Linked DNA regions of Homo sapiens: region 2 is linked to region 1. A link is an interaction called in ENCODE POLR2A ChIA-PET data of the cell type or tissue named here. Cell type or tissue: PC-9. All regions are shown on one strand. Each heading gives the region's core, and the rest is flanking DNA. Links, peaks and the distances in the headings are about the cores only.

Region 1 (2,920 bases), core at 260-2,759:
CAGCTCACTGCAACCTCCACCTTCTGGGTTCAAGCGATTCTCCTGCCTTAGCTTCCCGAGTAGCTAGGACTACAAATGCATGCTACCACGCCCAGTTAATTTTTTTTTTTTTTTTTTAGTAGAGATGGGGTTTCACCGTGTTGGCCAGGCTGGTCTCGAAATCCTGACGTCAGGTGATCCGCCCACCTCGGCCTCCCAAAGTGCTAGATTACAGGCGTGAGCCACTGCACCCAGCCTCTATTTTTTTTTTGTTTGTTCGTTTTTTTGAGATGGAGTCTCAATCTGTCGCCCAGGCTGGAGTGCAGTGGCATGATCTCAGCTCACTGAAACTTCTGCCTCCCGGGTTCAAGCAATTCTCCTGCCTCGGCCTCCTGAGTAGCTGGGATTACCGCCACACCCAGCTAATTTTTGTATTTTAATAGAGACAGGGTTTTACCATGTTGGTCAGGCTGGTCTCGAACTCCTGACCTCAAGTGATCTGCCCGCCTCGGCCTTCCAAAGTGCTGGGATTACAGGCGTAAGCCATCGTGCCTGGCTAATTTTTTTCTATTGTTTTGTAGAGATGGGTTCCTACTACAGACTGGTCTAGAACTCCTGGCCTCAAGTGATCTGCCTGCCTCAGTCTCCCAAAGTGCTGGGATTATAGGCATAAGCCGCCACACTCAGCCTATATATTTTTAAACAGAGATGGAGCCTCACTACATTACCCAGACTGGTCTCAAACTCCTGGGCTCAAGTGATTTCTCAGCCTCCCAAAATACAGCAATTACAGGCATGAACCACCGCACCTAGTCCCCAGTTTTAGTCTATCTGTTATTTTATTTTATTCTGACTTAAGAATACACTGCATATTGTATGCTTTTTATTTTCTCAAACATATTTACTCCCATCTCCTTTTATGAGATGGATGGGGTAGTTATTATCTGCTACTCGTATCCTATATTATACAACAGGAAATTGAAGCAGGGTAAAATCTAGTGGCATTGGCCGTAATCACTCAGCTTTTATTGACAAGCATACCATCCACCTTCTCTCATGGGACCTCACTCCCTGCCCCCTGTCCCCGCCGACCCAAGCAAGCCTGAAATACATTAACAAAGGCAGGACTGCATCCTCAACATATGCTGAGAAGCAGGGTAGAGCAACCATCCTCCATCACGGTTATCAGCCATCTACTGTGAGCTCGGCTTACAGCAAGTCCTTACGTGTTATCTCATTTGATTCTCAACAAACCTTAAGAAGGCGTTGGGTATTATTACTCCCTGGTCCTACTGAAGTAACCAAGTCTCTCAAATTTGATCACAGTTCCACAGCTAGTACATGCAAAGCCAACCTTAGAATCCAGGTGAGTCTGGCATTACAACCCATGCCCTTAAGCACTCAGCCATTATACAACACTGGATGATGCATCTCAGGACAGCTCTGCAATTCCCTACACACAAGCGCACCCCCAGCTCCTCACTTACTTGACGGCCCCAACATCCTCCGCATAGCGCTGCATCTCTTCCCGGGCTCTCTCTTCTCGCAGCTCCCGCTGAAGCTCCTCAATCTTCTTCCGCTCAGCCTCATGCTTCTGCTCGGCCTTCCACACTTTCTCCACATTCCTGAGGGTCTGCGGGTGCCAGCTCTTCTTCAGATTCTGTGGTAAATAAAAAGAAGGTGATGATAATTCGGGGGGTGACTGAGTGGTGGGTATAACTAGCCCTGCCTCACCCACCCTTCCATACCCAAGGCAGGCGTGTGAGGGCAAGATGTCTTCAACAATGGCAAGGTTTTCTTCCAATAATCTCTCACACATCTAGAGGGGAAGGGGAGCTTGTTCAAGTGTATAAAGCTTCAGGACAGGTCGGGCGCAGTGGCTCACACCTGTAATCCCAGCACTTTGGGAGGCGGAGGCGGGAAGATCACTTGAGGTCAGGAGTTTTAGACCAGCCTGGCCAACATGATGAAACGCCTCTACTGAAAATACAAAAATTAGCTGGGCGTGGTGGCAGGTGCGCCTGTAGTCCCGGCTATTCAGCAGGCTGAGGCAGGAGAATCGCTTGAACCAAGAGGCGGAGGTTGCGGTGAGCCGAAACTGCGCTGCTGCACTACAGCCTGGGCGACAGAGCAAGACTCCGTCTCAAAACAACAAGAACAAGAACAAGAAAGCTTCAGGATAGAACGGGTCCTTCCTGAATTCCCTTCAAACAGTTTTAACCTTAAAAGCATACAAGTCATCCTTCCACTAGCCATACCTAAATCAGAGTTGGTGATGACAAGACAGGAGGAATGCAGTAATGAGCAGGAAGGCACATATTTTGAAAGAGAACAGAACTCATGCACTTCTGACAGTGGACATTCATTCTTTTTTTTTTTTTTTTAAAGTCTTACTCTGTCACCCAGGCTGGAGTGCAGCTATCTCGGCTGACTGCACCCTCCGCCTCCCGGGTGCCAGCAATTCTCCTGCCTCAGCCTCCTGAGTAGCTGGACTATAGGCACGTGCCACCATGCCTGGCTAATTTTTGTATTTTTTAGTAGAGATGGGGTTTCACCACATTGGCCAGGCTGGTCTCAAACGCCTGACCTCATGATCTGCCCGCAGTGGCCTCCCAAACTGCTGGGATTACAGGGGTGAGCCACCGTGCCCAGCCTTTTTTGTTTCTTGAGACGGAGTTTCACTCTTCTTGCCTAGGCTGGAGTACAATGGCAGGATCTCGGGTCACGGCAAACTCTGCCTCCTGGGTTCAAATGATTCTCCTGCCTCAGCCTCCTGAGTAGCTGGGATTACAGGCATGCGCCACCACACTCGGCTAATTTTGTATTTTTAGTAGAGATGGGGTTTCTCTATGTTGGTCAGGCTGGTCTCAAACTCTCGACCTCAGGTGATCCGCCTGCCTTGGCCTCTCAAAGTGCTGGGATTACAGGCATGAGCTACCGT
Region 2 (2,920 bases), core at 265-2,764, 210 kb after region 1:
TTGATTGCAATCGTGTGGTAATTTTAAAATTAAATTTGGTAGGCTCTCTTTAAAATAAGAGTCAATTTAAATTTATTTTTATTATGCAAATAATACATGGGTATTTTTTTTTCTTTTTCTTTTTTCTTTTTTTTTTTTTCGGAGACAGGATCTTACTCTGTTCCCCAGGCTGGAATGCAGTGGTGCAATCACTACTCACTGCAGCCTCCACCTCCCAGGCTCAAGTGATCCTCCCATCTCAGCCTCCCAAGTAGCTGGAACCACAGGTGCATGCCACCACTCCCACCTAATTTTTTATTTTTTGTAGAGACAGGGTCTCCCTATGTTGCTTAGGCTGGTCTCAAACTCCTGGGCTCAAGTGATCCTCCCACCTTGGTCTCCCAAAGTGCTGGGATTACAGGCATGAACCACCACTCCCAGCCCATGATTATATTCTTAATGTATAAAAATGAAATAACAGCTATAACAAAAATCTTCCTTGTGTCCTACTCCCTCATCCCTGAGGTAACACTCTGTGTTTAGTATATAACCTTCCAGACTTTTTCCCATTTGCCTACATACATATTTACATAAAGCAAAATAGATTTGTTGTGTGGTTTTAAAAATCTTTTTTCTTTACATAAATGGTAACATCTTGCAACTTGATTCTTTCACTTCATGATGTGTCTTAGATTTCCTTCCTTCCCAGTACTTAGAGGGTTACCCCATTCATTTAAACTCCTGCATAATATTCCATAGTATGGATGTATCATAGTTTATTTAATAGTTCCCCCATTGATGGATGTTTAGATTATGTCTAGTTTTCTTGTTACATGCATTGCTGCAATGAAATCCATGCTTCTTTGTGAACATGGGCAAGTATTTCTGTAGAATAGATATCTAGAAATGGAATTGTTGGAGTGAAGCCTATGTAGATATGAAATTTTAATTGCCGTCAAAAATGTTGTGCCTACTTACACTATCGTCAGCAGAGTATGACAGCATTCATTTCCCCACACCTTTTCACCACTGGCTATTCTCCAACTTTTTGTTGATGTTATGGATGAATAAAAGGTATCCCATCTAAATTTGAATTTTTCTGATTACTTATGAATTTAATGAAATGTTTTTATGTGTTTATTGAACATTTGTGTTTCTTCTCTGAGTTTTCTGTCCTTTGTTCATGATCTCGTTGAATTTTTAAAATCATTTTCACATTGATTTATAGAAGGAATTCGACACATAAATGATTTTGGAAAAAATGCTCACATTCAAAGTAACTGGCTTTTTTTTTTTTTTTTTTTTTTAATTGAGACAGAGTCTCGCTCTGCCGCCCAGGCTGGAGTGCAATGGCGCCATCTTGGCTCACTGCAACTGCCACTGCCCGGGTTCAAGCGATTCTCATGCCTCAGCCTCCCGGGTAGCTGGGACTACAGGTGCGCACCACCATGCCCCGCTAATTTTTTTGTATTTTTAGAGATGGGGTTTCGCCTTGTTGGCCGGGCTGGTCTTGAACTCCTGACCTGAGGTGATCCGCCCACCTCGGCCTCCCAAAGTGCTGGGATTATAGACGTTAGCCGCCACCCCCGGGCAGTAACTGGCATTTTTTACAACAGTTTGTGTGTCACATTATTAGTTCAACTTACATAGACAAGTTATACACGAGCTCTAAATTAAAAATAAAACACATGACAATCATAGTCATCTAAGAAGAGGAATTATGACCACTTTAAAGTAGTTTCCCTCACCCTTAGTGTGATATCTTATTGGTAAGAAAAAAAAATGCTAGAACCAGACAATCCTGTTTTCTAGCTCTAGAGGAGAGATGGGATTCTGCGGCTTGTGTTCCAGATGGAGTCTCCTGATAACAAGAAGGTGTGGGAGATGGCTAGTAAGGGAGTGTACACCCTTCCTCCAGGGCTCCAGGACCCTGCCCCCTTTCTAACACCAATTGTTCCTGCCTGGAGGAAGACACTCTTTGCTGCCTGGCCCAAGGAAGAAAGATATGTGGTTGATGTGCCTCTGGCTTCTCCCACTCCACTGTCCCAACCAATAACTTGTAGGTAGTTCCTGGGCATTTCTGACAGGGGATCATTTGTAGAGATGCTTCCACATTTTGAGCTAAGTTTGTGGATTTTTAAATTATTTCTGTTCTATGATTTTTAGAGATTTGCTAGAGGTTGGATGGGTAGAGACTTGGCATGTTTTCAATCTGCCACTTGAAATACCACTTCTTAGGAAAACAATTTTGTGCCCTTATTATATCCTAGAGAAACTCAGGCAAAAGTACTATCAGGATACAAGTATAAGAATGTTCAAAGCAGCATTCTTTGTAATAACTAAAAACTAGAAATATCTCAGTATCCATACCCAGTAGATGAATCAATATATTGCAGTAGAATCATATAATGGAATACTCTATTATTCTATTATATAATAATAGAAGTATGTTAATACTTTATATAGTAATAGAAGTATTATTAATACTTATTAAAAGTATTATGTGTGTGTAATACTGAATGGAAGGATTATTAATACTTCTATTATTCATTAGAAACATAATGCAAGCCACATACATAATATTAACTTTTCTGGTAGTCACTTAAAAAATAAAACTAAAAAAGAAACAGGTGAAACATGTTAATATATTATATCCAAAATATTTTCATTTCAACATGCAGTCATTATATATGTTATTAATGAGATATTCTATTTTCATACTAAGTCTTCAAAATATCCAAAGGGGTATCATTTCTACATGTTGTTAGTATAAAAATTAATTGGGGAGTTTACATTCTTTTTTCCATACTAAGTCTTCGAAGTCTTAATTTGGTTGCTAAATTTTTATAAAAAAAAAAACCTTAATCTGTTCTGCTCAGCAGTCTAGGGAGACAAGTAAATAATAATAATAAAAATACTTAACCTGGCTGGATGTTAGGTA

The links. ChIA-PET counts read pairs that join two places held together with the same protein. Peaks named below come from ENCODE experiments on the same cell type or tissue, not always from the same donor. Only the 100,000 strongest peaks of a DNase experiment are listed, where the experiment ranks them.
Region 2: POLR2A ChIA-PET joins it to region 1 with 5 read pairs; 2 of 35 experiments call an interaction of 5 or more read pairs at or near these places.

What each region holds. Positions count from the first base shown.
Region 1 is chr17:38,819,435-38,822,354 of GRCh38, forward strand. It overlaps CWC25 (CWC25 spliceosome associated protein), which reads right to left. Exons shown (of 10, transcript NM_017748.5): 2 at 1,467-1,639. Among named protein-coding and RNA genes, the nearest start is that of CWC25, 4.4 kb to the right of the region's middle. In PC-9, for the core only: no CTCF peak of the experiment used is centred there; no DNase peak of the experiment used is centred there.
Region 2 is chr17:39,034,368-39,037,287 of GRCh38, forward strand. It overlaps the pseudogene LRRC37A11P. Among named protein-coding and RNA genes, the nearest start is that of LINC02079, 8.7 kb to the left of the region's middle. In PC-9, for the core only: no CTCF peak of the experiment used is centred there; a DNase peak (open chromatin) is centred at 1,824; H3K4me3 peaks cover 349 bases; H3K27ac peaks cover 434 bases.